Regions from separate parts of the Homo sapiens genome. Here region 2 is linked to region 1. Evidence: read pairs that join two places in POLR2A ChIA-PET (ENCODE). Cell type or tissue: MCF 10A. All regions are shown on one strand. Links, peaks and the distances in the headings refer to the core of each region. The heading gives the core; the rest is flanking DNA.

Region 1 (10,734 bases), core at 3,368-7,367:
AGGAGCTTATGATTCATTTTATGAGAAGGATAAGCTCCCAAGTCATTACAGCATAGGAAGAACTCTAGAGCCACAAGAGATGCTTCCTGATGTCAGGGGGTTGGTGAGGAGAATATCATGCCAAGCTGGCCAGGTCAGGGAAAGAAGGTGACATTCATGTTGATGTTGAAGGAGGTATAGGATTTCAGCGGAGCAGGGATGGAGCAACAGGGAGAGAGAGAGGACAGAGAAACAGCATAAGTGAAAGCAGAGAGGCGGGAAATAATCTTCATAACAATAGTCACTTATAGAAGACCTATCAGCAAATGGACTGTACTGTTCACATACAGATGCTCATGGTAGGATGTGTCTAAGATTCCAATGGAGTGAAATTTTCCTGTGGCAGGCCAGATGGAACTAATCTAGAAGAACTCAGGTGGTGGCAGGTTCAGGAGGCTTAGGACTCAACTCTTACTTAAACTTTGATTAGCTATGGTGGGATGGATTTGAGCAGAACAAGATGGGATTGCAGATGTGCTTTAGGAGGACTTGCCTAGCAGATGTAGCAAAGTCTGAAAGGAAGAATCTGGGAGTCCGGAGTCTTAAGCCTGGAAAACCAGAGGAATCGGGCATCATTGACAGAAGTAGGAAAGTCAAGAGCAGGCTTGGATGATGCAGAGCTTAGTTTTCTGTGTGTTTGGAATCATCAGGCAGAGAGGTCTAGCAGATAGCTAGAGATGTGGGTTAGCAGAGTGTTGAGGGCTGGAGAGGAATGTGTGTAGAGAGATTAACTGGAACCCAGCAAGAAGTGAAAACATGGAGGGAAGAGTTCAGAACCAAGGACAGAGCCCTCGGGGCACCTGCATTTAAAGACAAAGGGTAGGAGGAAGACATTGATCAAGGTGCTGGAGCAGAATCAAACAGGTGGAAGATGAGAAGTCAAGAGCCATGAATGTTTCAAGGAGGAGAGCAGAGCTAGAGAGGTGGAGGAGGACCGGGATTGAGAGGAGGCTATTGAACTTATCATTCACAAGGTCACTAATGAAGTTCAGAAGAGCAGATCAACAGAGCAATGACAGCAGAAGCCAGAAGAGAAGAGTTAAGAAAGAGTAGACAGATGGCAGACAGCAGGTGCAGGAGAAACAAACAGTGGCTTCTCCATGCTTTGAATTTTCCCTTCTCCCTTACTCCCTTTTTTTCCCCTATTCTTCCTTTCTTTTTTCCCTTTATTTACTCATTCATTCAATAAACTTTTATTGTGTGTCTATGGTGCATTGTTCTGGGCATTACAGATAAGGACTTAAACTATGCAGAGTCCCTACTCCTTTAGAAGGGAAGTCTAAGATGTAGACTAACAATAGCGATGCGGTGTGTTAGAATTTGTGTCAGGGTTCTGCACAGTGCTCTGTGGGGGCACAGAAGGGAGGCACTCCCATGAGGGCCAAGCGGAGAAGGAAAATTGAGGGCTTGAGTTATAAAAATAGGGCAGAAGACTGGGGGATGATTGTCCCAGACAATGGTAGGGAAGAGTCATAGAGCATGGTGGATACCAGGACCTTCAGGAGCTACGTTACCATTACCATGTGTGCAGAGTGCATGTGAGGGAGGAGTGAGATATGGGGCTGGAGCCTCAGTCTGAAAGGGCTTCATGGCAGACCAAGAAGTTTGAATTGTGTTCTGGAGGCCATAGGGAGCCCCTGGAGGTTTTAATTTTTGAAACTTTTATTTTGAAATGATTATAGGCTTAACATTGCAAATATAACATAGAGTCCTGTGAATCCTTCATCTAGTGTCTTTCAATGGTGATGTATTATATAACTGTAGGACAAGACCCAAACCAGGAAACCAGCATTGTTACAATACTGTTAGCTAGACTGCAGACTTTGTTCAGTTTTCACCGTTTTTAACATACATTGGTTTATGGATATGTTTGTGTAGAGTTCCATGCAATTTTACAGATCCAGGTAACTACCACCCCCGTCAAAATACAGAACCAATCCATCATCACAAGGATCTCCCTCATGCTGTCCCTTGTATTTGCACCCTTATCCCATTCCTGTCCCCTGGAAACCACTAATCTGTTCTCCATCTCTACAGTGTCATCCTTTTGAGGACAAATGAAATTATGCAGTATGTAATATTTTGAGATTGACTTTTTAATTCACTGAGCCTTGAGATCCATACAAGTGGTTGCACTTACCACAACCAATAGCTGATTCCTTCCTATTGCTCAGCAGGATTTCATTGCATGGGTGTAAAATAATTTGTTTAACCATTCACCCACTGAACCCAAACAAGACATGTCTGTGCAAGTAATGGCTGCTGGACTGTGACCTCTGAGTAAAGGATAGGTGTTTCAGGGCCTCATTTTTATTCTTGGGACCATATGGTGCCCCCAGCAGGCTTGGGAAGTGACCTTCTAAAGTGCACAGATGGGCCTGCAGGGATGCTGTGTGGGCCAGCTCCAGGCTGCCATTCAGAGGCAGAATCAACTCTGCTCTCTGGCCTTGTGACTGGGGACCAGGTGGCTTCACCCCTTCACGTCCCGCTATTCTTATATGTGACATGAAGGCGCTACATTATGATTCTTCCACAAGGCAGTTTAAAAACATGGCTGCAAATTTCTTGATACTCCTTCCATGAAGAGTTGTGGCTTAGGTCCCCTCCCCTTGGGTCTGGCTGGGTTGTGACTGTTTCAACTTGTGGACTAGAACAGTGTTTCTCAACATTTTTTCATTGTTATCCTAAGATAACAATGAATATCCCTAAAAAAAGAATATCCCTAAATATCTCCCCTCATGAAATGTTAATACCAAAGATGTATTGTACATCCATCCATTCACCTGTCTATCTATCTATCTATCTATCTATCTATCTATCTATCTATCTACCTACCTACCTATCTATCTATCTACCTATCTATCTATCTATCCATCCATCCATCTATATCTCTGTTTTGTATCTAGAAAGAGTAAAAATATTTTTCCACCCTGCAAGAACCAATATTTGCCCCCATGGGGAATGCAAGAGGGCCTCCGTATGGCTTCCAAGGCTAAGTCAGAAGAAACCCTGCAGCTCCCTCTTCAGTCTATTGAAACGCTTGCCCTCTGGAAGGTCTGCAGATATTCCCTTTTAGAACCCAGCTGTCACAGAGAGGCCACATGTAGGGTCTCTGGGCAACAGTCCCAGCAGAGCTGTCTTGGATCACCCCAGCCCATGCTCCAGACTCGTGGGTGAAGAAGCCTCCAGATGACAATAGCAACCAGCCTGTGTGACCATGGTTCACATTGCAACAACACAGGCTGTTCTCTTATGCTTAGCAGCATGCAGGCTGCTGGAGCCTGAGGTCTTGCCCTTTCTCAACACATGAACCATATGGACACAGGTAGTCAAGATGTGGCAAGTGGTGAGTGTTCCCGAAAACAAACTTTCCACTGTGTCAATAGCCCTCCATGCTCTGCCCTCCATGGCTCTGCCTTCCACGGTCTGCCCTCCACATTGCCCTCCACCCTCTGCCCTCCATGGCTCTGCCTTCCACACTCTGCCCTCCATGCTCTGCCCTCCATGGCTCTGCCTCCATGGCTCCTGACACTACTCTTGGCCAATCTTCAACCTCATTCAGAGAAAAGTTATAAAGCACACCAGCACCTGTTCACAGCTGATGAGATCAAGGAGAAGAAATGAACACTAGCAAATGGCAGTTGAAGAACCCGTCTCAGGAGAGGAAGTGCTCAAGGCAATAGAGGAAGAGTTCAGATGGAAAATTCCCCTCCTTCTTAGAGAAGTTAAGACAACAAGATCTCTCCAAAAAAAGGAGCTAAGAAAAGAAATATAGTAATTCAAAAAAAAGTATTTAAAGTAAAATATGGAAGAAAAAAGAGCAGGCAGAGTTCAGGAAGAATGTAAGTGGAAGAGAAAAATAATCCTAACAACTTTATTGAGGGGAAATATATACACCTTTGAAAATTAGAAAAAGAGGTGTGTTGTTATTTAATTACAAGTGAATTGAGGGGACTGACACATGAGGGCTGAGCATCCTGCATTTGTTGTTGCACAGCTCGAGAGGTGGAAAGGGCGAAGCTTGGGTTGAATCAGGAGTGGTTGGTGGTGGCTGTGCCAGTTCTGAGCCGGGTGGGGGATGGAGAGGGTCACAGGCACAAAGGGGATAGAGCCGAGCCCCTCTTGGGATGGAAAAGTCCAGACAGGCCCTGGGGCCTCTGCAACTGAACGATAGTCCAGTATCTCTGACAGGGTCATCCTGGAGCCACAAGGAAAGGAGGCCTGAGGGAGGATCCATGAAGGTGAGATGCAGATGCCTCCAAGGAATCAGTGTGCAAGGGGGATGTCCTTTCTTTTATCTGCTCCTGAGGCAGAGGTGGCAGAAGGCAGAGAGGCCCCGTCAGCATCCCTGTGCTGTGCAGAGCCAGCTGGGAGTGGGATTGCCTTCCTGAGGCCAGGATGAGGGATATTTCATCTCTGCAGGGACCCTTGTCTCCTGGGGAACTGCAATTGCTGCTTATTACCTGATAGGAGGCCAGAGGTTCTGCTTGCCCCCTCCGAGGGTGTTGATGGTGTGGGAGCTGCGGTTCCCCGGCTCAGGCTGTGACTTTATTTCCCCCTGGAGGCCCCCTTAGCACTGCTCACTTGCAGCACAGTGCAGAGCAGGCCCACGAGCAGCAGCCCCTTCAGGGAGATCGGGAGCAGGAAGTGGATGTTGCAGAGCAGGATCCTGGACAAAGGGGTCAAGATGCCAAGAGTGAGCAGCCTCTTCCCTGAGCCAACACCTGCCACCCTGGTCAGCTGCCTGGTCCCCAACCAGGGAAGCCCCATGCAAGGGGCAAAGTCATGCCACCCGGAGGCTGAGCTTCCAGTGGCCTTCCCACAGGCTCAGTCTGGGGCCCGGCCCCTTCGCTGCCCTTGGCCGTGACTGCCCAGCCTTTAACATTATTTGCCGAGATGGCGTCTCGCTATATACCCCAGGCTGATTTTGAACTACTGAGCTCAAGCCATCCTCCTGCCTTGGCCTCCCAAAGTGCTGAGATGACAGGCGTGAGCCACTGCACCCAGCCAGGCCTGCCTTTGGTCTTCTTTCCCACAGTCCCTGCTACTCACCTGTGTCCCGCCAAGCTCGAGGGTCTGCTGTGTCCTGTATTCCTGCTTCTGCTCCTCTCTCTGCCTTGTGTCTCCCTTTGTCACTTCTGCCCATCTTTCAAGCTCAAATCTAATTATTATTACCTCTTTGAAGCACAGGAAGATTCCCCCACTTCTAACAACCTGGCTATTTATCTATTTGGTTCTCCTGGGAGGGGTCTCCTCCTGCTTGGACCCACTTTATGACAGCAGATCTGAGACCTGCTGCCTCATATCACCCACATGTTTAATATTTGGTCTAGCTAAACGAGTGGGTTCTGGGGAGTCCCCATCAGCGTGTAAGAGTCTGATTCCCCAGTCTTATTCCTCATCCACTCCCCTACACCCAGTGCCAGGGCCCTTTCCCTCAGGCCATCCCTGTTCTCTCCCCGAAGCTGGCCTCCAGCCCAGGGCATGGAAGCAGTGATGAGTCATGTGAATTTAACTCAGAGTTTTCTTGAGTGAGAGCAGGCCTGCCATATTGCACATCCTAAAAATACCCTTTAAACCACTGTGTTCTTCTTGCAAGTTCCACTCCCCGTGGAGCCGCCGCACCCTTGGTCTCTTCCCGCCAAGTTTCCCCTTGTGCCTCTCCCGTCTCGCTAGAAGTCCTGGCACTGCCATCCCCACTCAGCAGAACAACCGCTCTGCAAACAGTGGAGCGAGACGAAGGCCAGGTCAGGAAGCATCCCCAGTGCCTCGCCTCTTCCGGACTCCTAGGGAACACAGGATCGGTGCTGGCAGGCTCCAGGGAACAAGACCCTTTGAAAGGAACGGAGTTGGGCTGGAGAAGGGAGCCGGTGGAGCAGGGAAGGCAGGATCCAGGGAGAGAATGGGCCTTGACCCTGGACTTTGAGGGATCCTGAAGCACCAGGCTGTGATGGGGTTAAACAGGGGCAGCCGCATTTGCGCGGTGATGAGACATCCTATTGATCCCTCGAAAGGAGGTGGGCTTCGGATTGATGTCCACACCCATCTACCATGCTGGGAATGTGAAAGAAAAGCAAGAGGCCCAGCTTCCCGCTCTCCCGCCCTGCCCTTCCCTAGCCTTGGCTGGAGAGTTGGAGCGATGGGCACACCCCTGCCTGTGACTGTGGTAGGCAGAATAGTGAACCCCACCCACGATGTCATAACCCCAAAGCCTGTGAATATGTTTTATTACATGCAAGGGGGAATTAAGGCAGTGGGTGGATTTGAGACTGCTCGTCAGGTGACCCAGGGTGGATTATCCTGGATCATCTGGCTGAGCCCAGTGGAATCACCAGCGTCCTTATAAATGAAAGAGGGAGGCAGGAGAGACAGTGGAGCGATGCTCTGTGGGAGACTCCACCGACCTTTGCTGGCTTTGGGTAGGAGGGGGCCATGAGCCAAGGAACACGGGTGGCCTCCAGAAGCTGGAAAAGGCAAGGGAACAGGCCCTCCGCTGGAGCCTCTAGAAGGAACCAGCCCTGTTAACACCTTGATTTCAGCCCAGTGAGACCCATTTCAGACTTCTGGTCTCCACAGCTGTATGATCATGAGACTGTGTTGTTTTAAGCCACAAAGTTTGTAACGATCAGTTACAGCAGCCACAGGAAAGCCACCCAGACAGCTGCCCTTCCAGAGCACCCAAAGCTTCACCTCGCTTTTGCCTCCTGGGGCTTGAGGGACTCGGTGAAGCATGGAGCCCAGAGCCTGCTCTCTGGAGCTCAGCCTGTTGCAGCTCATCAGGGAGAATCTCCTGCAGTGCTCAGGTGTAGACAGGGAGGGGAAGGCCCACTACAGACTTCACTGTTTCTCCCCTGACGAGCGCCACATGAGGGTCCCTGGTGAGAGCATCTGAAGGAGCAGTCATGGGGCAGCCTAGGGAAAGGTCTGTGGGAGCCCAGCTCTGCTCACCTGGTGAGGGGGCTGGTAAGAGCCGTGGGCTGGGTGCTGTTGGTGCTCTGGGTGAGAGAAGGCCAGGAGGCCAGAACTGTTGGAGTGGTTGTTCTCATAGGTTCTGCTGTGTCTGCTGTCCCAGGTGAAGCTGGGTCTGCTGTTCCAGGCACAGCTGTGTTCCTTTTCCCAGGCACAGCTGTTTCTGCTTTTCTAGGTACAGCTGTGTCCATTGTCCCAGGCCCAGCTGTGTCTGCTGTCCCAGGTGCAGCTGCGTCTGTTGTCTTAGGTTCAGATTGTTTTCTTGGAGTTGCTGTGGGACATGCAAAGGATAGTTTTGAGGGTGACCTAGGTGGCTTCCCCGTGGCTCACGTCACCTCTTACCCCTCCAAGGATCGTGAAGCATTTAGTCTTAGCACTACAGTTGTTTTGTTTTGTATCTTTTTGGTATCTTACCTAAAATGTAATATTATTTCACTTACAAACAAACATCACTGCACCACCTGGGAAGGACTTGTGGCGAGAAGCTATGCAGGCAATTTACAAATATTCAACTTAGTCCCAGAGTCCTGCGTTGCACAGCTGAGCGTTGAGAACCACACTCTGCTTCCCTGAAGTTCTACATCAGAGCCAGCCAGCCCTTCTCTTGAGTCTCAGCCTGGGCTCCAGCAGGCTGTTTGTTGCCTGCTGTGTAGCAAAGTGACCCTCAGAGCCAGCTGCCCCTCCCTGGGCCCTGCCTGGGGACTCAGGACTCCTCTCCCCTGCAGCTGGGCAGAGCATCTGTTTCCAGCTGAAGTTTTCCTGCCTCCCCAAAGCTTCCTTATTTCACTAGGCTTGGAGGGTTGCAGCCTCCGACTCTCCCCCAGCTCCTCCTTTCCTTCCACTCATGCCTTTGTTCTCTTTTTAAGTCAATTTCTGAAACATTCTAAAACCAGACTTCCCCACTGCACACACACACAGGCACACCACATCCGCATATACTAAGCTGAAAAGGACTTTTCCCTGCCTTGTAAATGGGCCCACAAGTAACAGATATATGATTGAGCTGCAGCATCTATGCATGTGCATGGGGAGCTGACAGTTTCTCTGGTGCCCACGGCGGAGATGACACTGATGGCTCTGGGGGCTGGGCTGTGGAGTGAGGATGACAGCCGGACTCTCTTTCTAGGAGCCCCCTGTTGTGAGTTCTCAGTATCCTCAAAGGCTCGGGGCAGCCAGGGGAGGCCTGTGGGAGGGCTCTGCACTATGCCGGGTTCTGTTTTTCCCTCTTTCAGGAATGGGTCAGAGTCTCCCATGCCTTCCTTTGTCCATATGTCACCAGAGGTGGGAGAGGACGAGAGAGAGGTGGCTCCAAGGAGAGGGTCACCAATGGGCTCTTGGTCACTACATGCTTGTCCTGGAGCTGAGACTTCTGGGATTGCGATTTTCTTGCATTCCCCTCCCTGTACACCTGACAAGTCCTCCCGTCAGGCTGGGGCTGCTCTGAGGGGGCACGGGTTGCCCCAAGTGACTTGCAGAAGAGAACCTGCCTTCTTTCTTACCCTGCACTGTGCCTGCCCAAGCTGACCCAGTTCTGCTTGGCTCCCTCTGATAATAGCAGATAGAGACATACAGAGATACTGAGGCTTGCTCTGTCTTCCAGTCTTTCCAGAATCTTGGTGTAACCCCTCCCCCCAAACACACACACATGCACATGCACACACATAGGCCCACAAACACAGACATGTACACACAGACACACACGGGCCCATTCGTACACATACATCTATGCACAGCACACATATAGACACGGGCAAGCCCAGGCACACATACACAGGCACACACAAGCACACACAAGCCCATGCACACACGTAGTCCCAGGACAATGTCAAGACAGCATCACTGAATCCTCTCGGGTCAGCACCAGAGTTTGGTACAGGAGGGAGCTGCTCCGACCTGGGTAAATGGTCACTTCAACTTGGACCCCAAGGTCAGTGCCTGTCCTCTCAATCCCACACCAGTAGGTGTCAGTGTCGGACCTCCAGAGCATCTTCATGGTTATGGTGAACACACGGTTTTTCTTTTCTTTTCTTTTTTTAAATTTTATTATTATTATACTTTAAGTTTTAGGGTATATGTTTCTGATCGTCCCTGATGGACACTCGGTCTCTCTCCGCTGTCTGCTCTGATCCTGTGATTGTAATGAGGATTTTGCAGGACTGCCAGTCCTTCCCGTGGCACCACTACTTGCTGTAGGTCTCCCAGCCTTGGTCATAATGACACTGCACTGTCAGTGAGTCCCATTCTGTGCCCCACACAGCTCTAGGACCATAGATGGAGAAATACTCTGGAAGACAGAACCCAACGTCCAGATCTTCCCTCCCTGGGCACTGCCCAGGGCTTCCGGCACCTCCCTGGGGACCAACCAGGAGCCTTTATCCTCAGCCCCCAAATTGTCAAATTCTCACATCCATTTGTTCCTTAATTCCCCGGCAGTATTTCTTTTGTTGTCACCCCTCTGACAAAGTTCTCCTGAGGGCTCCAACTGCCCAACACAGTGGTCTGTTCATGCGCCATCCTAGCGACCACTGAACACCCTCTCATTTTGGAAACCTTCCCTCCTTTGCCCTGAGGTGACACCCACTTCCCCACCAATCCCTGGCTCTCACTGCAGCCACCAGTTTATTTTATTTATTTATGTATTTATGTATTTATTTGGAGACGGAGTTTTGCTCTTGTTGCCCAGGCTGGAGTGCAATGGTGCGATCTCGGCTCACCGCAACCTCCGCCTTCTGGGTTCAAGCAATCCTCCTGCCTCAGCCTCCCGAGTAGCTGGGATTACAGGCATGCGCCACCACGCCCGACTAATTTTGTATTTTTAGTAGAGACAGGGTTTCTCCATGTTGGTCAGGCTGATCTTGAACTCCCGACCTCAGGTGATCTGCCCTCCTCGGCCTCCCAAAGTGCTGGGATTACAGGTATGAGCCACCGCGCCCGGCCAGCCACCGATTTATTTTAAAATCCCAGAGCTGAACAGGTAGACATCCTGGCTTCCCCCAACTCCTCCGCCCACTGGCACTGCACCCCACACCCCTAAAAACCCTCTCCTGTGAGTCTGCACATGTGATAAAGTTTCATGGAACCAAACACACCCACACCCCCACACACACACACACCCCCAACACTCACACACCTGTGCACACACTCAGTGCACAGTTGTTTTTCTTTGCCTAAGCACCATGCTATTTTTGTCTCCATACCTTTGCACAAGTTGCTCCCTTTGCCCAGGAAGTTGTCTCTTCCTTGCTTGATGGACTTAAGCCCTTATTCCCCTCCCTGAAGGGTTGGTTCAGCCCCGCCCTGGTGCCACCAGACCACTTTGTATCTGTCTCAGTTGTTGTACTTACAACCTTGAACAATGGTCTGGTCTTTGGCTCGTCCAGAGCAGAAGCTCAAGCAGGCTGATGTGTGGGGTTGACTTACATTCCAGAGAGCGATGACATCCTTGCCTTATTGCCTGTCTTCCTCCCTGTAACTCTGAGCTGCTCCATTTTAGCTACAACTCATGACAAGCTGTGGAGGCTTCTAAACTAGCCAGATGTCTGAACCCCGCCACGACTGCGTGGGTCTGAGCTGGAACCTGAGTATTTGTGCTCTTTTAAAGTTCCTCAGGGATTCATGCATTTAAGTTTGGGTATATGTGTATATGTGCAAGTATATAAGTATGTATGTATCTACCTATTTATCTGTTCTTTCATCTATCTGTCCACCTGTCCATGCATCTATCTG
Region 2 (9,860 bases), core at 3,734-7,733, 150 kb after region 1:
CCCCTTTGTGAACATGTGTTTTGGCCATGGGTGCAGGAACCCAAGGTTGCAACCTTAAATACTGCTGAGTGGCCGGGCGCGGTGGCTCACACCTGTAATCCTAGTACTTTGGGAGGCTGAGGCGGGTGGATCACTTGAGGTCAGGAGTTTGAAACCAGCCTGGACAACATGGTGAAACCCTGTCTTTATTTAAAATACCAAAAAATTATCCGGGCATGTTGGCAGGCACCTGTAATCCCAGCTACTTGGGAGACTGAGGCAGGAGAATTGCTTGAACCCAGGAGGCAGAGGTTGCAGTGAGCCTAGATCGTGCCACTGCACTCTAGCCTGGGTGACAGAGCAAGACTCCATCTCAAACAATAAAAAATAAATAAATACTGCTCAGATCTCTAGCTTCTAGAGAATAGGAGAGTCAACTTTTATCATGGGTAGTTTTGGGGGTGTATTAGTCAGGGTTATCTAGAGGGACAGAACTAACATAGATGTAGATATAAAGGAGAGTTTATTAAGGAGTATTGACTCACGCGATCACAAGGTGAGGTCCCACAACAGGCCATCTGCAAGCACAGGCGCCAGGAAGCCAGTCCAAGTTCCAAAACCTCAAAAGCAGGGAAGCTGACAGTGCAGCCTTCAGTCTGTGGCCAAAGGCCCAACAGCCCCTGGCAAACTACTGGTGCAGGTCCAAGAACCAAAAGCTGAAGAACTTGGAGTTCAATGTTTGAGGGCAGGAAACATCCAGCACAGCAGAAAGATGGAGGCTGGAAGACTCAGCCAGTCTGCTCTTTACATACCTGCTTTTATGGTGCCCTCCCAGATTGAGGCTGGGTCTGCCTTTCCCAGTCCACTGACCCAAATGTTAATCTCCTTTGGCAACACCCTCATAGACACACCCAGGAACAATACTTTGCATCCTTCCATCCAATCCAGTTGACACTCAATATCAACCATCGCAGGAGGTCAGAGTGTATATGTTGGGGTGGGGACTCAGGGTGTAGCAAAAACAGCAGCGACCTGGAGAGAGCTCTGTGGGGTGAAGCAGAAAGAGACATAACTCCGATGCAGTTTCCCGGTCCCGCTGACCACATTTGCTTACACAGATTCTGGCAGAAGTCTCAAGCCTGGGTGCACATGAAAATTCTTCGGGGGCCTTTGGGGGCAGGCATGGTGGCCCACACCTGCAATCCCAGCCAGTCAGGAGGCAGAAGCAGGATGATGGTTTGAGCCCAGGAGTCCTAGACTGGCCGGGCAACACATGGAGACCCTGTCTCTAAAGAAGAATAATAAAAACATCCATGCCTGAGTCCATGAGTGGAGCCCTGGCAGAGATTCCACGCCCTGAGGAAGAGGGAGGGTGGGAGGGCACTGCAGTGGGAGAAAAGAGGTTTCAGACACCAGACCGTGCATAGGACGGGGTGGAGGAAGTGCAGAAGTCGGCTGGCCATTCCACTTCAGGGAGATAGATATTCTCCAACCCCGGACTACCTAAGCTCTCTGCAGACAAGGAGGGAGTCCCTTCAGGGAGGACTCAGCATGACAAGTCCCAGCCTCCTGCTGAATCCTGCCCATAAAGTTGGTTCTGAAAGTGAATAAATGAATGAATGAATAGATGGTTGAATAGACCTCTTCTTTCTCCATCCCGAGCGTCCATGGCTTCCTTTCCCACCTGCCCCTTGTTATCCTGAGAGAGTCACAGCTTTCAAAGGCCCACCCCTCGCCTCCCCACCAGACCTTGTTCAGGGACCCCTACCCCACCCCTACATGACCTCACACTTGGACGGGCCGCCCCAAACCAGGGGACCAGGACGCGTCCCCCTAGGTCCGCCGCTCCAACTGATATCTAAGCACCACCATGCCCGCTAACGCCGCCAGGTGGCGCTCAGTGCCCAGGCACTGCCAATTTGTTCAACAAATATTAATGGCTGCCCCCATTGAGCCAGGCACTGGGTCCAAAGATAGGGACATGAAGATAAAAATACCGCAATATGTCCTTTTCAGGAGCTCATGGTTTCATGGGAAACATGTAAACAAAGACGGGAAAACAAAGGATTGCCTTAAAAGGTGAGAGGCAGAAATCCCAGGGGCCTGGGTAGGAAGGGGCCCCTTCTATCAGACGCAGGGAAACGGCCGGAGACAGTGGCCCGGGGATCCTGGACACCAGCCCCGTGCCTCCTTCTCAGCCCACTTGCTCACCCTCCCCCTTGAGGAATTCGGGAAGGAGAGTGAACAGAACCCTTGAAAAATACAGAAAAACGTCCAGCCTGTCCTCAAATGGGTCCTCAGTCATGGGGGAAGCTGGGGGACCACAGCCTTAGATCTCTTGACTCTTCTCTCTCCTACCCCAACCCTGCACCACAGTCCCTACACAAGCTCCCACCTCCACCACTGAAAAGGTGAGAAGGTGATGACTTGAAAGGCCTCCTGGTCACTCAATCACCCAGCTCCTTCTCCCGACTCCCCCAGGCAGTGGTGGAGGCAGCATTAACCCATCTCAGCCTCCCCTACAGTAGTGGGGCCCAAGTTTGACTGATGTAACAAACACCTTGGGTACTGGCTGAGAATGCAGATTCTGGGGCCTGCCTCGGACCAGCTGAATAAGGCGTCTCTCCAGTTGGGGACTGGGAATCTGTCATTTTAACAAATGCATTCAGATGATTTCTAGAATCAGACAAGTTTACGAACTGGAGTGCACGGGGGTTATGAGAACACCTGGCACTTCACGGGTGCCCAGGAGAGCACCCTCTTAACCTTTCTGACTATGACCAAAGGAGAGAGTCCCCCACCGCAACCCAGGCCGGCCATCTCCCTGGCCTACTTTCTTTCCTTTTTTTTTTTTTTTTTTTGAGACAGAGTCTCAATGTGTCACCCAGGTTGGAGTGCAGTGACACAATCTCTGCCCACTGCAAACTCCACCTCCTGGGTTCAAGCGATTCTCCTGCCTCAGCCTCCCAAGTAGCTGGGATTACAGGTGAGCACCACCAACCCCGGCTAATTTTTGTATTTTCAGTAGAGACAGGGTTTCACCATGTTGGCCAGGCTGGTCGCAAACTCCTGGCCTCAATCAATTCCCCCGCCTTGGCCTTGCCAAGTGCTGGGATTACAGGTGTGAGCCATGATGCATGGCCAACCAGCCTCACTTTCAAAGCCAGGACACAGCTGTCCCCAGGTGACCAAAGTTCCCATCAGTGAACCATCATCCCCATCACAGGGACATGAACACAGATGCAGGGATGGGGGTGACTTTGCCCTTGCAGACCTCAGAGCAGGTCACTATCTACAGACACCGTCAAGTAGCTGAGGAACTGGCACACACAGTAAGAGATTCCCCTCAGAGACCCAGGACACCGGGCTGCAGTGAGTTGTGGAGATGGAAGCCTCAGATTGGAGGAGGTGACAGAATTGTGTGCCAGACAGACTTGGATACTAGGAGAGAGATCAGTGTGGGAATTGATGTTAATTAGAATGATGGCACGGAGCAGCCTTTGATAAATATGGATGAAAACCTGATGAATGAATGAATTAATGAGCCAAATGCTATTCCCATGTCTGTTGCTGTCTGCCCCATGGGACACAGCATGTTTTATAATGATGAGCTACACGCTGAGAAACAGCACACCAATCTGCTCCACGGATGTAAATCTAATTCAGCCTTCGAAGAATCATTCAGCAAGGCTGGGTGGAGGGTGGGTGCCCCATGCCACATACATGCAATGAACACACACTCCCCGCCCCAGCCTCCTTGAAAACCCTCCCAAGGAGAGAATGAGTTGAAAATCTAGGCAGGCTAAAAGTTGGCCCATCTTTCTCAGGGGGAGAGATGAGGAAAGGGAGTGTGGCCGAGGGTAGCTCAGTCTGGTCTTTGTGAAGGCTGGGGCAGGGACGTCGCAGGCCACTGCAGCTGCTGGTGGGGGGCCACTGCTACCTTTGGCCCCTTTTCTTTCTTTCAGAAGAATTTTTTTTTAAAAATATGTAATTTATTTTTATGGAAAAGAGAGAAAGGAAGGAGAGAAAGAAAAAGCAAAACGAGACAGAAAAAATCTTCTTGTCCCTCATCTGCTTGGTACCAGGGGATTCCCACCCCCACATCCGACCCCCTTTCCCCCCACGCCCCCGGCCAACTCCCCCAATGGTCCACTTTAACATCTGCTATGGTGCCTTTTGTCTCTTTCCAGATTTCCTATGCAAATACAGTCAATTGTGAATACACAGGGGGAGGGGGAGCTACTAAAACCTCCCCCGTTAAGTCTGCAATTGGATTCTTCTGAAAATTCTGCTTTGCATGGCAGGGTGGCACGCAGTGGGGGTTGGGGCCAACAGTGCCCTGCCCCAGCCCTCTCACCACCTTCCTGGCTCTGATGACCGCTCCCAAATGGGCCTGGTGAAGGGACAGGGCGGGATCCTCCCCAGCTGGGACCGACTCCTTTTGTCTTTCCCACGCCCCACCCAGTGTGTGCGTGTGTGTGTGTGTGTGTGTGTGTGTGTGCGCGTAAGGGGTGGACCCTGTGGGCCAGGATGCCCCCTGACCTTCAGCCCGGACAGCCCCTGGGCTCACACGGCGGCCTCAGCCCAGCTTCTCTTGGGAACCTCAGGCTGCCCATGGACACCCAGTGCCTGAGTCTCTTTCCGGTGCCCCAGCTGGCCTGACTGCTAGTGATGGGCTTGTCCCCAGCATCCCCTGTGCCAGCACCCACATCAGGGTGGGGGCACCCTACGGTGAGAAAGCCTGGCAGGTCACATGCTGCCGAAATACTGTCAGGCCAAGGGTCACAGTTCCCAGGCCAGCCTGAAGCAGCTGGCAGCGCCGGGGAGAAGGGGAGGCCAGCACCAGCTTCCTGGCTGCAGGGACCTCGAGCTCCAGGCCCCCAGCCCGTGTGGCTGCCTCAAATGCCCACCGAAAAACCCTCGGGGAGTGGGTTTCCACCCGGAGAGTTTGCCCCCAGGGGACGTTTGGCCGTGTCCAGAGACATTTGTGGTTGTAGGGTTAGGGGGCTGGCTGTGCTCCTGGCATCCAGTGGAGGGGGTCAGGGATGCCGCTCAATATCCTGCAGTTCCCGGGCCAGCTCCACTACACAGCGATCCGGCCACAAATGTCGCTGGTGGAGCCGAGGAACCCCGGCCTAGAGCCAGACGTAAGGCAGCGACAGGGCTCCCCGTGCCCTTGGCCTCACTACCTCCACCCGCGGAAACTCCATGGCCCGGCGGGCCTCCGGAAGGGGATTCTTCCCTTGGGAAAAGGGGCCTGCTTCCCTGGCGTCACCCACCCCACCCCCGTCTCTGCGGGGCCTGAGAGACACAGGGATAAATGCGGCCCCCGCAATCCCTAGCGGCTGCGAGGCCCAGCTCTGAGGGCGGGGATGGGCGGAGCGCGGCGGCCCGGCCCCCAGGCTACAGCAGGAGCTGGGACAGCTGGCTTCGGCCGCCGCCCCGCGGCGAGGATCGGGTTGCAGGGGCCGGGGCGGGGCTTGGGGTGGGGCACGAGAGGCGGCCTCGGGTTGGCTGGAGCTGGGGTGGCCGGGCCCTCGCGGGAGAGGCACGTGGGCGCGCCGGCTGCTCGGGCCCACCCCCACCTCCCCCCACCTTCACTGCCCCCCACCGCCCCCCACCTCCCCCAACCCAGGTGCGTGCGGGGGAGTGGGCTGTCTGCGGGTGGGGTTCCGGGGCCCCGCCCCCTCTCCCAGCCGGGTCAGGTTAGGACGCTGGGTTAAGGACGGAGCGTAAAACCTTCCCTGGGCCCGGGCCCCCGCGGACCCTCTCCTGCCGTCGGTGGAGTTGGGGGTGAGGCAAGCCACCGTTGCCTTTAGGTGAATCAGAAGGAGCCACTTCCAGGCCCCTGGCTTGGAGGAGTCTGCGGAGGTGAGGGGTCGGCGGATGGGGCGGACAACCGGTCTGGGACCGGCCCCATTCACCCCCACGGGACCCAACTTCTCTCTCCAAAGCACAGCCAGGCGGTCACCCTGTGTCTGCCCAGTTCTGCTCCAGACTTTGAGTCGGAACCCCTGGGGGTGCATCTGCGGCAGAGCCCTGGGGCTTTAGGTCCCCTCTCCACTGCTGGGGACACCAACTCCAGGGCTTAGACAGAGCTGGAGACATCGGGGTGTATTTTACAGATGAGGAAACCCTTGCGGGGGCGAGGGGTCAAGGGAGCTGTCCAAGGCCACAGAGCTAGCTGGAGCCAGGCCCTGGTCCGAGATGCCCTGCCTGCCACGAAGGTGCCGCTTGGGAAGGGGATACCCGGGGAAGCTTGCTGAAGGCACCTGCGTGCTTAATCCCAAAACGCATTTGCTGGGACTCACATGGCCACTCCCACTTCAGCCCTCAGGCCTGACCTGGCAAAGGAGGGCAGAGACCAGATCGCTCTCATCTCCACTCCCTCCCGTCCACCCAGTAGACAGTGGACATTTGCTGGCAGAAAGCAGCTCCGTCCCAGATCTTCAGCCTAGCTTCTTAGGCTTCCTGTGCACCTGGCGACCCTCCTAACGCCTCTGCTAGCCCTTCTCCCCTGCCAGTCAGGGCGCGGGCACTGCCAAGGGTCTCTCTCCTTAGCATCCTCTTCCAATCGTGGCAACCTGCCAAGCCACCCACTCTGGGGACCCAGGGCATGAGGCAGCATAGAGGGAAGGGAAGATGTGGCACCAGGAGGTGCCAAACTGAAATCTGGCCAGAAGACCTGCTTGTCTGGGCAGGAAACACTGGGCAGATGGTGCCTGGACGCTCTGCCTTGACTGTGACTTTCGTGGGGGTTATCTGGAGGGGACAGAACACCAAACACAAACTCAGGGGGCTGGTACCCCCATTTTTCAGATGAGAAGACTGAGGAAGGACCAAGGGAGCTGCTGAAGGTCACAGAACTACTAACAGCCAGGATGTGAACCCGCAGCCTCTGATTCCAAAGTCATATTTTCTGCGTGCTGCAGAATTGCCTCCTGCGACAAGGGCATGGGTCGCTGCTCCCCACCTCCTTCTCTGAGGGTACTGGTGTCTCCCTTTTAATCACCCGCACCCCAGAGGGACGCACCGCTCCAGCCTCTGCCTATCAACAACCTTTTTTCAAGGAGGATGAGGTCAGAACCGCACCCTGAGCCCAAGGAGGATGAGGTCAGAGCACTCCCGGTCTGGTGCAGATGCTAAATAATTCATGCAGCTGCTGTGAACAGGGGCTGCAGCTTCCTGGAGGGCCCAGAGTGGAGACGGCAGACAGGAAACAAATCCTGGTTCCTGGCACCTGTGCCTGACCTTGGCGCATCCTCCGGGGGCTAGTGAAAATGCTGCCCTTGGCGAGAATGGCTTGGAGGGCCAACAGACCCTTCCAAGCAGCACCCCCACAGGGCAGGCACTTAGCCTCTGTTGCTTGCTCTCTTCTATGAGCTGTGGGGGGCTGACGAACAAGTGCAGGGCCATGAGTAAACTGGAAAGCCAGGAAAGGCACTCGGCAGGCAGGTCTTCATGGCCCAGGGGATTTACCAGCCATCCCTGGTTCTGTGCACTGAGAATTTCACCCAATGGGTATCCTGGCTGCCTCTTCCAGCCATGCCAGGCAGCAACAGGGATACTTTTGGGGTCGCCTCCCTCCCCACCCACATCTTGTGTAGGTGTTAGAGTTCTCTGGCCTTGACGGGTTGAGAGCTCAGTGGTTTTTGGAGGCCTGGTTTTCCCCTTAAAATAAATCCCCAACAGAGAAAAAGGTTAGTTGGAATCAAACAGCATTTGTTGGTGTAAAAAGCAAGAGGTCTAGCAGGGAAATACACATGAAAAAAATCCCAGAGGCAGGGTCGGGGGTGGGGGAGCAGGCACCTGGAATCCCAGCTACATGGAAGGCTGAGATGAGAGAATCGCTTGAGGCCAGGAGTTCGAGACCAGCCTGGGCAACGTAGCAAGACCCTGTCTCTAAAAATAATTAAAAAAAAAAAAAAAAAACTAGTAACTCCCAGAATTTATGAACACACAGGAATTCAATGGCAGTAAGCCCTCACCCATGGAAGGTAAGGTCGTTTAATTCTGAGCAGTTATTAAGTCCAAAGTCCTCGGTTTGACAGTGGTGGGTGTGAGATTTCCCATAGTGTTGGCTGGATGATGGTGAACCTGTGACAGGCTCTGCCTCTTCTAGTCTTTTTCCATTCAACGCTTGTTTGTGATGCCACTCGACCACCTCAAAGAAGCTGCCTCTCTCCTCCTAAGAACTCATCTAACTTCTTCTCCACTTGGCCCGGGCGGGAGTAAGCAGGGCCAGTGGGTACTCCTGAATACAGGCAGGCCTGCATCTTTTAGGATCCCATCCCTCCCTGAGCCTCACGCGCAGACCCCCAGAGGACTCAGGCTATACACACACCCACGTCCACTGGAGACTGCAGCCTCTGGGTATCAGGCCCTGCCGGGGACTCCTTTGAAATTATCACATAGGAAAGCAACACAGCGCCTTGATTCACTAAGGGATCTTGGGGCCGCTAAGCTAGACCAAGGGCAGCGTGAGGTCCACAGAGCTCCCTGCTTCCCTTCCACTGGAGGGAAATAACATTCTGTTCATGGACTTCGACAGGCAACACAGAGAGGTCGGGGGCCACAGTCAGAGCTGCAATCCTACTCTGCAGGGATTGCTCGCCCAATTTAGCTCTGGAAAAGTATGCCAGTGACAAAGGCACAGGCTGCTGGGGACGGGGGTAGCACCAGAGAGCTGTGGGACTGACTACAGGGCACCTCTCCAGAGAGCTGCTCTGGTCGTCATCCTCCACCCCGGCACCCAGAGGTGCTGCTGGGCTGGGGACTGAGCTTTAGGGCCCACCTTGGATAAGGGCAGGAAAAACCTCAGGAAGACAATGTTATAGAGAGCTCATTTTCACGAGCCTGGAGCTGTGCCCATCTCTGTCTTTGGTGCCAGCACCATGGAGGTACCCCCTCTTTGCTGGGTGACCGTCAGGACCCTCTGGAGCATGTCCGAGGGCTCAAAATACAAGAGGCTCCTCCAGTGATGAACCAGCGCCAGCATATCCAGGTGCTGCCCAAGATGAGGTAGAAACAACACATCTGCCCATCAGGAAATAGCACAGTCTTTAGTTCTGGATCCCGCTTACCTGAGGATCCCACTTACCTACTTACATATCTGCCCATTAGGAAACAGCATAATCTTTAGTCCTGGATCTCACAGGCCTCCCACGTCCCACAAGTCCCAGTCACGAGAGAGGCCTAGACTCCAGTTCATCTGGTCCAGGGCTCTCCACTGGTCCCTGAGAATGCAGTCCTGACCCCAACCCCATGTGTCCTAAGGTACTTCCAGGCCCTGACCAGAGATGTTGGAATAGCCACAGCAGGCCCCTATTGCATTCCCAGAACCTGTGAGATCCAGGTAATCAGGGTCATGGACACCTGTTCCTGCCACAGGAGCCACCTTGAACCCCAGATGCCAGCGTGGCCTGCCATTCCTAACTCCTTAGTGAGCACTCCATGAGGTACTGCTGGATGGAGAGAGCTGCCCTCATCTCAGCAGGCTCATCCTCATCCCAGACGTTGAGGGGCACTGCGGGCAGAGTGCAGGCAGGGCTGGCCCTGGCTTGCTTGTGGAAACTGCTTTGTGGAAGATGGGGACGGCTCAGTGGCTCTTGAGTGAAACACCCCAAGGGCTCAGATCCAGGACCCACAGGCCGTGGAGAGAAGCAGTGTGCCCAAGCCTCGGGCTGAGCTCTGCCCCCATCTCAGTGGCCTTCCACAGTCCAGGTGGTGGCAGGAGGCCCTGGTGAGAAGGGCAAGGGCCAACTTCTGCCCTGGCTTGGCTCCAAAGACTCATGGAGGAGATCCATCTAGGCAGAGGGTGGGACAAGCCAGTGCCAGACACCAAGATGGCAGGGCCAGGAAGGTCCAGAGTCAAGACGGGG

Evidence for each region. Peaks named below come from ENCODE experiments on the same cell type or tissue, not always from the same donor. Only the 100,000 strongest peaks of a DNase experiment are listed, where the experiment ranks them.
Region 2: POLR2A ChIA-PET joins it to region 1 with 5 read pairs; 1 of 35 experiments calls an interaction of 5 or more read pairs at or near these places.

Annotation. Positions count from the first base shown.
Region 1 is chr17:74,600,395-74,611,128 of GRCh38, reverse strand. It overlaps LOC101928343 (a long non-coding RNA gene), which reads right to left. Exons shown (of 4, transcript NR_158152.1): 2 at 5,092-7,279; 3 at 4,503-4,708. CD300E (CD300e molecule) reads left to right here. Exons shown (of 4, transcript NM_181449.3): 4 at 1-1,244. Among named protein-coding and RNA genes, the nearest start is that of CD300LD, 13 kb to the right of the region's middle. In MCF 10A, for the core only: no CTCF peak of the experiment used is centred there; DNase peaks (open chromatin) are centred at 5,508 and 6,198.
Region 2 is chr17:74,449,744-74,459,603 of GRCh38, reverse strand. It overlaps a transcript of GPRC5C not described here. Among named protein-coding and RNA genes, the nearest start is that of CD300A, 12 kb to the left of the region's middle. RefSeq lists enhancers at 4,126-4,796, 5,551-6,541, 6,542-7,533 and a silencer at 5,292-5,651. In MCF 10A, for the core only: no CTCF peak of the experiment used is centred there; a DNase peak (open chromatin) is centred at 5,383.